Linked DNA regions of Homo sapiens: region 1 is linked to region 2. Evidence: chromatin loops called from intact Hi-C (ENCODE). Cell type or tissue: chondrocyte. All regions are shown on one strand. Links, peaks and the distances in the headings refer to the core of each region. The heading gives the core; the rest is flanking DNA. Region 1 holds the start of LOC105377485 (a long non-coding RNA gene). Region 2 holds the start of SH3D19 (SH3 domain containing 19).

Region 1 (8,533 bases), core at 289-8,288, 160 kb before region 2:
ACCCAATGAGCTATCGTTTTACTGATTTGTGGGCTATATAATATTGTCAAAAGAAATATACTGCCAGTTTTTTCTTTCTTTCTTTCTTTTTTTTTTTTGAGATGGAGTCTCATTCTATTGCCCAGGTTGGAGTGCAGCGGCATGATCTTCGCTCACTGCAACCTCCACCTCCTGGGTTCAAGCAATTCTTGTGCCTTAGCCTCCCAAGTAGCTGGGATTACAGGTGTGTGCCACCATGCTTGGCTAACTTTTTTGTATTTTTGATAGAGACGGGGTTTCACCATGTTGGCCAGGCTGGTCTCGAACTCCTGACCTCAAGTGATCTGCCCACCTCAGCTTCCCAAAGTGCAGGGATTACAGGTGTGAGCCACCATGGCTGGCCTACCACTGGTTTTTAAATCTAACATTAAAATATTACCTCTAAAAAAATAAAATATAACTTCCTAAGAAACTAGAACCAGAATTTGATACCTTAGATTTTTTTCTCCTCCACATTCTTCATAGCAACTCAATTCAATTTTCTTGCTACTTGGCTGAGAGCCATCAGTTAGTAACAGAATCATCAAAAAACTGAAACCAAGATGATCCTTCTGGGTAGTGCTTTATAGAGAAACCAAACTCCTAAAATAAAGGGAATATGCCTGCATACAATCCTGGGTGCTACAGGTGAAAGAGTGGAATGCTTGTTCTGCTTTAGGAGGAATGAAGTGGGCAGAATCTCTTGTTAGACAAAGGAAAGAATGCATGCGGGCTATGATATAAAGGCATTGCAGGCATAAATGAAATCAGATGCCCGCAGAGAAAGCTGTGTGATCACTCCAAGCAGTGCCATGAACTGCTCTGGAACCCACTGTGTGTGTGTGTACACATACACAAACACCCTTTTAATCACAGTTTTTAATAATCTGGTGCCTAAAATAAATAATTCTGGCCCTTGTGGCTTTCCCATTATAATAAATATCAGATTTCTTTTTGAAGTACTTATTAAAGCTCCTATAGAATTTCATTTGTTATACTATTAAAAAATCAAGTAAGGAAAAAATCAAGTAAGGAAGTAAACCAAAATGTAACGTTACACTAATTTTTTTTTTTTTTTTGAGATGGAGTCTCGCTCTGTCACCCAGGCTGTAATGCAGTGGCACGATCTCGGCTCACTGCAAGCTCCGCCTCCCAGGTTCAAGTGATTCTCCTGCCTCAGCCTCCCAAGTAGTTGGGACTACAGGCGCGCAGCACCACACCCAGCTAATTTTTGTATTTTTAGTAGAGACAGAGTTTCACCATGTTGGCCAGGATAGTCCTGATCTCTTGACCTCGTGATCCACCTGCCTTGGCCTCCCAAAGTGCTGGGATTACCGGCATCAACCACTGCACCTGGCCAATTTAAGAAGTATTTTTATAAACTATTATTTAAAGCTTTGGTTACTGCTCTTCACCGAATTCACACATAGCCATATTTGAGATTATGCTGATTGCAATAATATACTCCTGACTGATAGACATATACACCTTTATTTGCTATTAGTTTAGATTACTTTCCCACCAAATCTGTACCAGAGGTGTTAACATGGGATATAACAATTGTTCTAAATTTCAGTTTCCCTCTATTCTCTGTCTAAAGACAACATTAAAGAAAAATGAAATCCCCAGCCTGACCAATGTGGTGAAACCCCATCTCTACTAAAAATACAAAAATTAGCCAGGTGTGGTGGCGTGTGCCTGTAGTCCCAGCTACTCAGGAGGCTAAGACAGGAGAATTGCTTGAATCCGGGAGGCAGAGGGTGCAGTGAGCTGAGATTGTGCCACTGCACTCCAGCCTGGGTGAGAGAGCGTGACTCCCAAAAAAAAGAGGAAAAGGAAGGGAAGGGAAAGGGAAGCGAAGGGGAAAGGGAAAGGGAAGCGAAGGGGAAAGGGAAATCCAAATTTACTGAACTAATTCTTCGAAGAATTGTGAAAAAACAATTTGCTTTTAAATAGCTTTGACTATGAATGGCAGATTATACATAATTTCAAAAGCAGACATTGATAAATTAGCATATATTTCTCCCAGCCTCTTGAAGAAGCTAATAAAGAAAGCAGAGAAGTGCTTACATTTTCCTGGTTTGGCTGGAATTCGAATTACAGTGGGCTTCCTGGTGGGTGCTGGTTGAACTGCTCGTTCTTTTATTGGTTCTGTTTTTGCAGGGAGCTGAAAGGGATCTAATGAAAAACATAGTTTATTTTGCATGTTTTAGTTAACATGGACTGAAACAAAAAACCTCATTCATAATTTAAGAGTCATATTTTTCATGCCCCTGGGGAAACTATTCATGGATAAACAAAATCTCAGTTTGCAGAGACAAAAACAAAGTTGGAGCTCATAAAAGGAAATAACTTAGTGTTCTGTAAATAATTCATGCGGCTTTTCTTCCTCTCTGATGAGAGAGATTGAGGATGATCTTGAATTATGTAGAAGCTGATCTTTCAGGGGAGTGTAATCATTTCATACGTGTCTGCCTGAAAATGAGGGGCAACTGAGATGAGGAGACCATCTTTCCCACATCCTAAAGCCTCCCAGATGCCACAGAGAGGAAAGACTCTTTCCCTGTACACCCCCTGTGCCTGTCCCAGAATATTTACTCCCAGGGCCCTCACCCTACCCAGTGCTGTGCCTGGCACAGGGAAGGTGCTTAGCAGTCTCCGATTTAGTAGTTTAGTAAAACTACACTTCAGTAACATGAAAATGAAAAACATTCTATCCCAGAAATAAAATAAGACATATCCCTTCAAATATTTAATTTTGGGGGAAGGATATATGACTCGGCATTCCTCCATCTTAACCGATTTATTAAGTAATTGCAGTGGTTGTCATTGAAAGTAATGCGCCAACCCAATATTTTAAATGGACAGTATATACTTAGGAGAAATACTTTAAACAAAAGCATGGCTGTAAACCTTTTTACTGAAACAGTTTTTAATATAAGTGTCCTTTTTAGTGGTTTGGAAAAATGACTATACTTTTTTTTTTTTAATGGGAAATCTACAAGTAAAAATATTAACAAAAATAAAAGAAAATGCTCTATAATGGATATTCTACTCAGCACACAGGATCGCATGAGACTGTCTTTGCTTTTATTTAACAAGAGGCGAAATGAGTATATGCTGTAATTCTGCACCTGTTCTATGTATCTTGCCTGCGGGGAGATACTCTCTATAAAACTATGCACTCCATAGCTCCTGTGATGAACAGCATTCAAATTCTGCCTGTTATGAGGTGTAATTCAATAAGCACCTTTTGCTGAGCAGCTCTTTGCAGGATACGTGAAGGGCTGAGCTAAGAATAAAAGCCCTTTTGGCAATCTGATACTTCGCCTTCTCTTCCACTCAGTTCTCAGTCGATCTCACCATCAGATACCCTGCCAAAGGCATCACTCTCTCACCAGTCACTTGCTCACATATTTATGCCAGTAACAGTGCTGGGTGGGGAAATATGATGGTAAAGTACAATCCTATTTTAAGTTTCTTATCTACCACTTAGGAAGGGTCCCCAGATGGCAAGCTAGCTAAAATTATTATTATGCTACTGAGGAAAAAAAAAATAGATGACTCCTCTGTGGAATCTTACCAGCTCACAGTGAGTGAGGCTAGTCTTACGTTAAAAAAACCAACTCAAGATTATCAAAAGAATGTCATCAAACTCAAAAAAAAACTACTATATTAATAATATAACTTTTTTCCACTGTGACCTATGTCACCCATAAAACAAAGCTCCTGTTTTTAGATTTAACCAAATTCCTTAATTCTTTAATTTATTATAACAAATATATAACAAGTATAATAGTACTTTTTTTACTTCACAGAAATATTTGTTGTAAAAGTGAGAAACATTAAGAATTATATAAAATAGAAAAAGAAAACCTCTTGTAATCTCATCTCTCTAAAATTAATTATTGTCTAAAATTTGGTATATCTGTCCATGTATTTTCTATAAATATTACATGTATTATTATTATATAAATATTTTGAAAAACAAACCCAGGATCATTTTATATCAATTTCTTTGTAGTTTTATATCAATTTCTTAGCACTTTTATATCAATTTCTTTGTAGCAGTTTTGTTCATTCAATATTGACTGGGTGCCTGCTATGCATTAAACACTATTTTACGGCTTCCGCCCTGTCTGGGACGTGAGGAGTGTCTCTGCCCGACCGCCGCCCCATCTGGGAAGTGAGGAGCGCCTCTGCCCGGCCGCCCCACCGTCTGGGAAGTGAGGAGCGCCTCTTACTGGCCACCCCGTCTGGGAAGTGAGGAGCGCCTCTGCCTGGCTGCCGCCCCATCTGGGAAGTAAGGAGCGCCTCTGCCAGGCCGCCCCACCGTCTGGGAAGTGAGGAGCGCCTCTTACCGGCTGCCCCGTCTGGGAAGTGAGGCGCGCCTCTGCCCGGCCGCTGTGCAACCTTCCAAGTGTGAAGTGACAGCCTTGTGTGTGATCTTTTCTGTCTTCCCCAAGTTTGCATTTTCAACATTAAACTTTACTTTTTAGTTAAAAAAACAAAACAAAACAAAACACTATTTTAGGTGCTGGGAATATAGCAGTGAACAAAGCACAGAACTCTGCCTTCATGGAGCTTGCATTCCAGCAGGAAGATCGAGACAAGAAACAATACATGTAACAGATAAGCAATTCACGAGGTTTATTAGAAGGTGAGAAGTATATTGAAAAAGGTGAGAAGTATATTGAAAAATGAAAAAGCAGAACAAGGTGAGGAACTTCAGTTGTGGGCAGAAGGGAAGCAGGTTGCAGAAGGAAACATGAGTGCAGCAGGTGAGGCAGGTGACATTGTCTTTCCAAAAACTGGATTTTACATATTTGAATAGTTCTTCCAATAATCATTCACGGTGTCTTATCTTTCGAGTAGCATTTCTTTTTTTTTTTTTTTTGAGACACGGTCTCACTCTCACCCACTCCCTCTGTCTCACGGTGTCACTCTGTCATTCCACCCAGGCTGGAGCGCAGTGGTGCAATCACGACTCATTGCAGCCTCAACCTCCTGGGCTCAAGCAATCCTCCCACCTCAGCCTCCTGAGTATCTGGTACTACAGGAATGTGCCACCATGCCTGGCTAATTTTTATTTTTTGTAGAGATGAGGTTTCACTGTGTTGTCCAGGCTGGTCTTGACCTCTTGGGCTCAAGTGATCCTCCCACCTTGGCCTCTCAAAGTGCTGGGATTATAGGTGTGAGCCACTGTGCCTGGCCTGAAGTGCTATTTCTTTAACAGCTGCTTTTGGTATCAATACCCTGTTGGTTATTAGTTTAAAATTTTAGTCAATGATGCTTTTTGGGTGGGTGTGAAGGGGGAAGAAAATCTTGAGCATGTAATGACTTAAATTGTTTCCCAAATCAAATTAAATTCTGGGCCAGTATAAGACCTACACACTCACATTTCACAAGTGAGGGCATGGATGGGGGTAGGGGCAGGCAGGGAAAGGAGAAAAGAGGACAATCAGCACCCCTGAGGGGCTGAACATAGGGGGCATCCAAAACGTGCTTGCTGTGGGAAGAATGGCCTCAGGAAATCCTGACCCAAATCCTGCACACAGTGTGGGCAGATCTCACCTATTCTGTTAAAGGGTCCAATCATTTTTTGTTTTAACCTGAAGGATTTAAATTGAAGTAGCATAGGTATAACTTATGAAGTATTCAAAGTGTCCTAGCTTACTCACTCTCTCATTTTTTTAATTTTTAATACCGTTAGCTGTTTTTTAATAACTGGCACTCAGATAGTGTATAATTATTCTACTATACATGTCTCCGGGAAAAAAAAATTCTTTCTCCATGTGGCGAGGCAAGGAAGTCTTCGTGTTCCACCACCGCAGGCTGTTTGGCAGGAGTGGTCTGTTTAATGATCTCCCCCAGCTGTGCTCACTGAGTCAGTGAGCTCTGCATCTGCCTCTCTGTCTGCATGTTGTCTGGGCTGTGATCCATGTGAGGAGTGCAGATTAGTGGGGAGGATAAACAGCATCACTTCAATGAGACGGTGGAGCCAGAGGCCTGTTTTTTATCTTATGATGGTGTGCAAGCTTCTCTCTAGCAACGTAAGTTCACTTTTTATGTCTTTTCCTAAGAGGGCTATTTTTTCCAACATAAGTTATAAGTGGGCAACATATAAAGCAAGGCTGGCACCTCATATTGGGGTACTCCAGACACCACCAGGTAAGAAACTGGATCATTAGTACTAGTTAAAATGTTTAAAGATCATAACCTTTGACTAGTAGTCCCACGTTCAGAAATTTATTCTTCAGAAATAAAAGCATCAGCAGAAGTGAACATGCTTATGAGGGTATTTACTGCAGCATTTTTTGTAGTGGCAAAAACCAACAAGGAACAAAACAAAACAACATCCCCCTGCCCCACTAAATAAAACAAACAAAACAACCTGAATGTCCATCAACAGGGGAAATACTGAACCAGCTATGATATACTATGAGGTATCAGGCAGGATACCTCATAGTAGGAGAAAATGAATTAGAATTAGACCTATTATCCTGAAGAGAAGTCATAAATGTCATTGTTTTTTAAAGCACTCTGCTGAGTAACAGGTATCGTATGGTAAAAATTTCTGGAAAAAGTCCATTATGTGTATATGTGTAAGCTTTGGTTTGGCATGCCCAAAGGCACAGAAGGCTGCATACTTTGTTCACATTGGTTACCGTGGGGAGTTTACATTTTTTTTTAATCCAAAATCTCTGAATTGTTTGACTTGTTACAACGAATATATTTTACTTTTCTAACAGAAACAAATCCAATAAAATAAATTCAATCATAAGGAAAAAGTTACAAGATTAAGCTGAGTTAACACCTCTGCCAAACAAACCAGAACAAAACCACTTAAAAATAAGAGAACAAAAGAAACTTCTGGTTTCTTTTGTTGCTTTTTCAAGGCAATAATGGCCATAAAATTTTCCATAAAGTAACTAGAAAAATAAAAACTCTTTTTCTGGGGTTCAATTTAAAAGGAAATAATGCAGATATAAAATTTTGAATTTATCTAATTTAGGCATATTTAGTTCATAACAAGTAGCTTCTATTTGTAACCTTGAATAATATAACCATTTAGATAAATCACTATTTTATTATTTTAAAAATTTTTACTTATCAGAATCTGAGGGTCATTGGGGGAAGCAGTTCTTCAGAAGTGGCAAAGACGACAAGAGATAATTCTCCCAGTTTCTTTCAGCCTAATTATGCTTATGTTCAGCTCTTTTAAAAAGATTATTGATTAACTCTCTTGTTAAAGGTAATGCCTCCACATGGTCTGAAATTCAAAAGGGAGCAAAATGCATACAGTGAAAACCAGGTTCCCTGTTCTCTCCTATCCAGTTCCTTCATAAAAGACACACTTTGTACCACCTTTTCATACATTACTGTACATTGCATTTGACATTTAACACAAACAATAGCTAAAATAACATAAAAAGTATCCTGTATCTTGCATTTTTCACCTAATAATATCTTGGAGGTTGGTCCAAAGTAGGGGATAATAGGTCTCCCTCCCTTTTAATTATCACACAATACTCCATTGTTATGGATGTACTATAATTTATTTAAGCAGTCCATTGACATTTATTTCCAATATTCTGTAGTAGAAGTCCTTAATCTAGAGCCCAAAATGGGCCCTCTAAGCTCTGGATATTGTACCTTGAATTGTGTACACATGAGCTAATGGCTATTTTCTTTTTTTTTTTTTCCTCACAGCTCCAAACAGTCACTGAATTAATGGCTATTTTCAAGGGAGAGAAAAGACTCTCAGGCTATGTCAGATTCTCAGAGTTTGGTAATCTGGAAAGGGTTAAGAACTTGCTGCCATAATTCTATCACAGACTGCTCTTGCTTCTACAGAAAAACAAAAAACAAAAAACACGGAGCATCTTAAGAAGAATCTCCTATCTGAATCTAAGACAAGAAAATGGCATTTTTGTCTACTTTTATTTGCAGTGATGGCATTTTTGTCTACTTGTATTTGCAATGTTTATTCTGTCTTCCCTCTACCCCCTCACACCAGCACCAATTATTCCACACCTGCTGGTGAACAAGCAGAGGCCTCTTTACACCTATATCCGCATGGTCTTCATTACTGGATTGAGAAAAACACTGATGATGAAGTAGTTTTCCGCCCATTACCTGTCTCTAATAATATGCTTGTCATCACAATTAGTTTCACCATCCCTGGCTTGCTTTTCTGTCATTTCTTTCCCTTGAGTTCTGTTAATAGCAGAAATTGGCTGCTAAACTATTATTCTGGTCTGTGTAATGGGGCTGATGGCAGAAACATTCTGCTTCTTTTGACAACTGGGTATGATTTGTAAAGGTGTGAAGAAGAATTGCTAATACTTCTGGGCTCCATTACATTAACCTGGAAGGCATTCTACCCAAGAAATGAATCCAATATTAAATTGCCTGTTTTATGAGTTTTTATTTAATAATTTTTCTAATCTTTACAATGTTTTCATAGCTTCAGTATTTTCAGATCTCTATTTCCTGAGATTAATATGGCAAC
Region 2 (8,533 bases), core at 323-8,322:
AAAAACATGGACTTCCACTTCAAAAAAAACCTGCATTCAAATCACCATTCCAGTATTTACTAGCTGAGGGACTGTGGATAAGTTGCTTAAATGTTTGTGAGCCTCAGTCTTTTCAATGATAAAATGAAGAAAATAATACCTACCTCACAGGTGATAACATAAAGAAGCACCTGGTACACCGTGAACACAGTGAATGTTCTTCTGTGCCCTCATACTGATGATATTAAAGTTATTTTACTCAAAGCACAACAGACAACAGTTATATCAGTCCTTCCAGGGTTTACCATAAACACATCAAAATATAGAAAGAGTAAATTTAGTTAGCATTTAGTAAGCCCTATTATGTGCCTACTACTCTTCCAGATGTTGGGAGGAGGATCCAGAATCTTGTATATCCTCCCTTTGGAGAAATAATATTAAAATGTTGTATGTCAGGCAGAGATTCTCAAATCTGTTTGAGAATCTGATGAAAGCTATGGCATTTCTCCCCAAGGAAAGCTACAAAGCTTTTAGGGGACAATAAAGGAAATATAGGAGAATATTTTCATGACCTTGGATAGAAATCATGTTCTTAAAGGGGGTGAGGGGGGAAGAGACACAAATTATAAAGGAAAAGATTCATAAATTCATCTATACTGAAATGAAGAATTTCCACATCGAAAGAAACCATAGAGAAAATGAAAAAGTAAGCCAGAGTGGAGGTGGAAGAAGATATTTGTAACACACATAACCAACAAAAGTTGAGATTCCTGGGTAAACAAAGAACTCCAATAAATCAATAAAAAATAATAGGCAAAATGCTGTGGTATATATTTATACAATGAAAACAAACAAACAAAAAAAACAGAACCGGGCACAGTGGCTCACGCCTGTAATTCCAGCACTTTGGGAGGCCAAGGCAGGCGGGTCACCTGAGGTCAGGAGTTCAAGACCAGCCTGGGCAACATGGCAAAACCCCGCCTCTACTAAAAATACAAAAATTAGCTGGGCATGGTGGCATGCACCTGTAGTCCCATCTACTTGGGAGGCTGAGGCAGGAGAAATCACTTGAATCTGGGAGGCAGAGGTTGCAGTGTGCTGAGATTACACCACAGCACTCCAGCCTGGGCAACAGAGCAAGACTCTGTCTCAAAACAAACAAAAACCCACAGCTACATGTAACAATACAAATAAATCTTACAAACTTAATGTTGAGTGAAAAAAGCACCTGGACTAAAGCAGGGATGTTAGTATAAATAACATTATCAGTAGCCTTTATCCTCCCTTCTTCCCCCACCCAAGCTATCCTTCCTCTAGGGTGACTATCCTTGATTTGCCTGGGACTGAGGAGTTTCCATGAATGGGGGACTTTCAGTTTTAAAAGCTGGAAAAGTCCTGGGAAACTGGGAAGAGTTGGTCACCCAATCTCGTCCGCCTATTCCCCCCACCCTCCACTTCTTGCCCTTGGCTAGCACTAACTAACACTAACACAGTGGCACTAACACACCAATCTCAGTTGTGCAGATAGAGATGAAGAATATGCAATCAATAACAGAAAGAAAAAAACCAAGAAACAAAAATGAAGTTGATCATAAATGCCAGGCTGTATAAATCAACCATGAAATCCTTTAAGCTACCGAGAAAACCCACAATGGAAACTAAGTCCTATAAGTTAGCCTGTGGAAATCTCCATGTTTATCTCATGGGTTTTCATCTGATCTACTAAAAAGGACAAATTAGCCAAAGGAACTATTTCTTAGAATTTAACAATCTGTGTTGGGGTGTGATTTCTCTCTTAATTACATGGAGTTTGCAAAGTGCATCATCCTTTTGAACCAGCAACATAAATGTTATCTGGGAATGTGTCAAAAATGAAAATTATCAGGCCCTATCCCAGACCAAGTGATCAGATACTGAGCGTGTACAAGGCCTTCAGGCAATTCAGATACATGTGGCAAAAGTTTGAGAACCACTGGATTAGTGTACCCACATCCTCTCTTCCTTGTTTGTAATGGGCATTTGGTGGATTAGTGAGACACCCCCAAGAATTCAGGTGTTGTGTCTAGCTTTCATATTACCACTCTCTGTCAGGTCAGGCAATTAAGGATCTTGGATACCACCATCAACAGTAAATATTTCACATAGTGCCAGATTTACGACACCTTAGCCTCAGCACATGAAACCCAAACAATGGAATACTCTCTGCTCCCCATTTACTTTCCTATAACTGCTTATTAATCTCATGCATCATGAGCTACTACAGAATTAACCCTCACTGGCCAGGTGCAGTGGCTCACACCTGTAATTCCAGCACTTTGGGAGGCTGAGGTGGGAGGAGTTCGAGATCACCCTGGCCAACATGGTGAAACCCCGTCTCCACTAAAAATAGAAAAATTAGCCAGGCATGGTGGTGCACACTTGTAATCCCAGCCACTCTGTAGGCTGAGGCATGAGAATCACTTGAACCTGGGAGGTGAAGGTTGCAGTGAGCCATGACCACGCCACTAGACTCCAGCCTGGGCGACAGAGCAAGACTCTGCCTAAAAAAAAAAAAAAAAAAAAAAAACCTTTCCTGAATTGACCTCAGTACTTGATTGCCTATAATTCTGCCAAAAAAAAAAAAAAAATTCAACTGAGCTTTTTATTTATTTTAGAATCATGCTGAAGATATTTTATTACTTTAAAAGCTGGGAAACATAAATACATTTTATAAAGAAGTTGGGCACCAGATCAACTATCATCCTTTGTTGTAAAATAAAACTGTGATTAATCAAACCCAATTTTCTTAACATCATTTTAAAAACACACACACATTTATTTCCTAAGGATGCCCTACAAGGACTGTCCTGTGCTCAGAACCTGCCTGGGGCTCTTGGCCTTTGAATGAAAAGAACTCATTCCAGACATTTCATAATCTCAAGTCATTACTTGCTTTCTGCTGGGTTGATAAAATACAGGACAATTCCACTTAAATGATCTTAAAAAGGTAAAACTAAACAATATTTTATAGAGATGCATATGTGTATGGTAAAACTGTACAGAATGAAAAGGAAATAATAACCACAAAGGTTAAAAAAATGGTTACATCTAGGGGAGAGAGGAGGCTAAGTCTAGGAGGGATGGGAATCCATTTCTAAGGAACTGACTATATCCTATTTCTTGACTTGAGCATGAGTTACAAGAGTTTTTACTTTATAATTTACAAATTTCATATGTTCTTCTGTATGTAAGTTACAAAAATAAATAAATGCACTTACACAACCACTCCAAAATTTATCAGGGAGAGAAGGAAGAGTTCACAGACTACCTTAAGTCCATAAACCCCAGGTTTATGGTTATCAAGCTAGGTGAAATCAGAGAAAAGGAAACTCTTTAGATTGTAAAATGATAAGGGAAGGAGGGAGCACTGAGAACAGGAAAAGTGAAAAACTGAAAAGGTGATGCAGAAAAAACATGAAGCTTCTGCGTCAGTTCATACCCTCTCACTTGGAGGAGAGCAACATCTAGCACAGACATAACTAACAAATGCCCAAGCTTGGTAAGGAATGTGTTAGTGTCTGAAAAACATGTTAACTAATAAGGGGAAAGTGGAGCTCAGCTTGTAAAGAAATGTAAACTATTAAATAATTTCTTCTAAAAGAAATAAATCCAAAAATCGCAAGTTTAACCCTCTTACTCATTCCATTACATCGTCCTCACACCCTTTAATGGAAAAAGGGCATATAAATGGTTAGAAAACTACAAACACCAATTACTGAATGCAAAAAGTACACAATGTCATGTCTCAGCAAAATATTATCAAAGAACCTAGAAAAGCCTTTGTCAACCTTGAGAAATTAGGGAACTGGTGAAAACTAATTACAAAATGTCATTTCCACCAGCTTTGGAATAAATACACATATTGCAACTAAATGATAAACACACATCTGGATCACATCTAGTCTGAACTCCAAAACAGGTCTTCACTGTACAGTCTCTTGTGAGAATGAAGCTTTCTGCTGAAGGTAACAGGAATCTAAGGTGGCCTACCCTGTTTAAATCCATAGGTCAGGCATGGCGGTATATCTTTGTAAAGTTTTTTCATTGTACTCTTGCAAGAAATATTCACTTATATCCAGCAACTATTCATTATTTCACAAGGTTTGGGTTTACACTGAACAAAATTACCAATTATGTTCAAAACTGGTGTTCATATAGACAGCCAAATGCCTTATTTTGATGAAAAGTTGTAATAATGAGCATGGAGAATTATTTTTATGTTCCAAGATTCTACCAAAGGCATTAAATTGACTATTTCTTCAAGATGTTCTTCTCAAGTTTTCCTTTCATCCTACTTTCTACCCTCCATTTGTTCCGCACAGATACAATATCTTCTCTATTTTTCCAACTTTCTCTTAGTGGTTAAGGGAGTCACACAGAAAAGCTTCTCCACTTCATGGAATATTCGCTATATTCCACTTTATAATGAGGCTCTCAGTGAATCGTTCTCCTCCGACTCTCTCACTTCCCTATCTCCCTTTTGTTGCCAGTCCCCCTAGGTTTGTTCTTCCCTCTTGTTTTCAGATAACTCGGATTACCCAGTTGGAACCAAAGGCCAAAGAATGTCCTCTCTATTATGTTTGATTGAAAAGCCGCCCGGAAGAGGGAAGGGGTGTGGATCTACACTTATTCACTCTTTCACTAATGTGCCAAACTATTTGATCCGTGCCGCTTTTGTGTACCCAAAACACAGTATCATAAAAGTAATTACAGGCCCGAAAATGATTCTCAGCCCAAATGAATGGCCTTTTGGAATGCTATATTCTGGACTTCTCTTTGCGTGGGGGAGGGTCTCACAACTAACGAAAACAAGTCCTACAGAAAACTGGTGAGCTCGGCGGCTGGGGGAGGGAGGGAGGGGGGTCACAGGTCCGAAGTGCAAGGGACGCCGAAACAGGACTTGCCTCAGTTATGAGCACGTGCTCTGACCTGGCTGCGGCGGCGCAGGCAAACCCCTCGGAAGGTGTCGTTGTCCACCGAGACGGCCATTGACCTCTGACTCATCCAGAGATAAGTCATCAACCAGGCCACAAGTCCCAAGCCAGCAGCTCCTGGATTTAGTGTGCACGGAAAATTTGAGTTTCAGCTGTACGACCACTAGCAGTTAAAGACGGGTCTGAATTTCCTCGGGCTCGGCCGGAAAGTGAGGATGGCGATGGAAATGCCACCCTCCCCGAGTCTGGCCTCTGAGAGTTAAAGAAGCCGGTCCCATCCCGGCGCGTGAAGGAGCTGCCGCTGTGTGGGGCAGGACCCGAGCGGCCCCAGAGCGCGCAGCTCTGGGTCCCCGCCGCCCCGTCCCCCGCGCCTCTCACCTGCGGCCGAGTGGCCCGAGAGCGCACGGCCCCGGGCGCGGCGCTGGCCACCAAGTTCGCGGCGCTCGCGTAGCTCTTCCTCCTCGTCCTCCCGCCGCCGGCCCTCAGCCATGGGCGAGGCGCGGGGCGCAGCCGCGGGATGGCCAGCGAGCTGCGGCCCCGGCGCCCCAGAACGCCTGCACCCGGCGCCCCACGCCACCGCCCTCGGGCCGGGGGGAAGGCGGCTCCCGGAGAGGAGGCGTCGGCGGCGGCTGTGGAAATGGCCACCTCCGCGAACTCCACCTGCAGCCGGCCGGGCAGCGGCAGGGCGCGGGCCGAGCCGATTCCCCGCCTCCTTGCGGCGTCCCGGCGGCCTCTTAATCCCTGGCCTTTCCCACTCCCACTCCCGCTCTCTTCCCCCTTCCTCTTTGCCTTCCCCGCCCCGTAGAGCTCCACCGCGGATCGGGCGGGTTCGGGGCTGGCCTCGCCTCCTCAGGGAGGGGTTATCGGCCCCTAAGGCCGCCCCACAGCCACACACGCTGGAAACACCAGCTCGACCCAAACAAACGTGTGCAAAATAAATAAACGGGATAGGAAGAGGGGAAAGAGGAGGTGGCCTGGCCTCTTCCTGCCTTTTCACGATATTCCAGTGTCAACAGGAAACCCATTTGTTTGACACTTAAACAAAAAGAGGAGGAACCCGACCGGGGCCGAACTGGGAGAGATGGGACAGCTGGGAGCTGCTGAACTTTGGAACAAACTTGGCTTGGAGTTGGGTCGAGCCTCTGCAATGCACACTTTTTTCTTTCCCTCTCTTTTCGCCCTTAAAAACCTAGACTTGCGGGAGCACAGAGGATTTTTAGGGCAGTGAAACTACTATGCGTATGATTCTGTAATAGCGGATGCCTTTGTCCAAGCCCAAAGAATGTACAAAACCAAGAGTGAACCGCAATGTAAACTATAGACTTTGGGTGATTATGAGGTGTCAATGTGGGTTCATCAATTGTAGCAACTGTGGCACTCTGGTGGGGGATGTTGATAATGGGGGAGGCTATGCATGTGTGGGAGCAGGGGGTACATGGGAAATCTCTGTACCTTTAGCTCAATTTTGCTGTGAACCTAAAACTGTTCTTAAAAATAGTCTAGTAAGACTGGAAGCGGTGGCTCATGCCTGTAATCCCAGCCCTTTGGGAGGTCGAGGCGGGCAGATCACGAGGTCAGGATATCGAGACCATCCTGGCTAACACGGTGAAACCCCGTCTTTACTAAAAATACAAAAAAAAAAAAAAATAGCCAGGCGTGGTGGCGGGCGCCTGTAGTCCCAGCTACTCGGGAGGCTGAGGCAAGAGACTGGCCTGAACCCAGGAGGCAGAGCTTGCAGTGAACGGAGATCGCACCACTGCACTCCAGCCTGGGCAACAGAGCGAGAGTCCTTCTCGAAAAAAAAAAAAAGTCTAATAAAAATGTTTAATAATAAATCAAGCCTCACTGTATTCCAGTTCATTTAGGGCTAGGATATGGCTACAATTCCTAGAAGAACAGGAAGAAATGTGTTAAAGAGACCCATACGTGATTATTTGTAGAGAGGCAACTAGGGGAAGTGGAGAGACCACTGGCTCTGGAGTCAGAAACTGTAATTTGAAGCACTTAGCTGTGTGAGCTACCCCTAAGAAAGTTTTTCAAAGCTGGAAAGAACCGTGTAACCAAAGTTGTGTGTACCTGCACAATACACATCTTAGGTTCAGTAGGTGCACGTACTTACTTTCACACAGAGAGGAAAAGATTCTGGAATTTCACCAAAAGATACCCAAGTAGCAGGCAGAAATATTACCTGGACATGAAACCTTAGGAAATTCCTGAGTGCGATGAACAGGCCTTTATCTTTGGCGTCTTGCTCTATTTCTGAGAGATTACCAAGAGCTCCTAATGTTCAGCAAGTAGGAGAGAAAAAGAAAGGGAGAAAAGGGTCACTGAAAATAGAATTGCCTGCCACACCTGAGTGCTGTTTCTTTGCCTTTTCAATAGTGGCTGTTGCCGCCTGAGAAAATCTTTCCGCTTTTAAGCAGATAAGAACCACAATCGATTCTGTGGAATTGAGGTCAAATCCACAAGTTAAAACTTTATTACTGCATAAGCGATTAAATAAGTAGACACTTAGAGAACTGGAAATTAAGCCAACAACAATAAAACAAAGGTTCTGGACCTTTAGGGTTGTTTTAAATGTTTGGTAAGTGAAACCTTATTTGTCACTTCCCTTCAAGGATGAATAATTTAAAAATCCCTACCTTGACCAACAGTACCATTTCATTAAGCCATTGGAGTCAGTTTCTACTGTCATTGAGTCTTAATTTTTTTTTTTTTTTTTTTTTTTTGAGACTAGAGTCACTCTATTGCCGAGGCTGGAGTGCAGTGGCACGATATCGGCTCACTGCAACCTACGCCTGCCGGGTTCAAGGGATTCTCCTACCTCAGCCTCCCGAGTAGCTGGGATTACAGGCATGCACCACCACGCCCGGCTAATTTTTGTATTTTTAGTAGAGACGGGGTTTTACCATGTTGGCCAAGCTGGTCTCAAACTCCTGACCTCGTGATCCACCCACCTCAGCCTCCCAAAGCGCTGGATTACAGGCGTGAGCCACTGAGCCCAGCCATTGAATCTTAATTTGGAAAGGCGTGAAAGTTGTTCTGGGTTTCCCAGCCAATTAGAGCTTCGGGAATCCACATTTTTGTGGTGGGTGGGTGGTGCATGCCCAAGCCCACTCTACAATTAGCAAACATTTATGGTAACTGTTGTGTGCCAAGTACCACTCTAGGTGCTGTGGGGAGACTCAAAAGAAGGAAAGAAATATCCATGATCACATCCTATGGTAGGTGCTTTTCACATATGTCTTCTCATTGCAAAAGAACAAAACATGTTCCCTGTCCTCCAATGAGAGAGGAAGGTCTATACAGTTTACACAAAACGAGACAAAACTTGGTAAGTTCTTCAATAAAGATATAACTTTGGACAGGGTGCCAACATAATTCAACAGGGAAGGAATTGTCTTTACAACTGGATATCCACATGCACATGAATGAATTTGAGCCCCTATTTCATTCCATATGCAAAAATTAACTCAAAATGGATCATAGACCTAAATGTAAGAACTAGAACTATAAAACTCTTCGAAGAAAACATAGGATTAGATCTCTGTGACCATGGTTGAAAAAATAATTTTTTGGAT

The links. Peaks named below come from ENCODE experiments on the same cell type or tissue, not always from the same donor. Only the 100,000 strongest peaks of a DNase experiment are listed, where the experiment ranks them.
Region 1: it touches region 2 in a loop (1.9-fold over the local background); 6 of 110 quality-filtered maps call a loop at or near these places.

Annotation. Positions count from the first base shown.
Region 1 is chr4:151,163,501-151,172,033 of GRCh38, forward strand. SH3D19 (SH3 domain containing 19) reads right to left here. Exons shown (of 20, transcript NM_001378122.1): 8 at 2,089-2,196. LOC105377485 (a long non-coding RNA gene) reads left to right here and starts at 5,909. Exons shown (of 2, transcript XR_007058329.1): 1 at 5,909-6,071; 2 at 7,732-8,533. In chondrocyte, for the core only: no CTCF peak of the experiment used is centred there; a DNase peak (open chromatin) is centred at 4,290.
Region 2 is chr4:151,319,911-151,328,443 of GRCh38, forward strand. It overlaps SH3D19 (SH3 domain containing 19), which reads right to left and starts at 5,695. Exons shown (of 20, transcript NM_001378122.1): 1 at 5,331-5,695. The coding sequence starts at 5,442. In chondrocyte, for the core only: a CTCF peak has its summit at 5,112; DNase peaks (open chromatin) are centred at 4,991 and 5,613.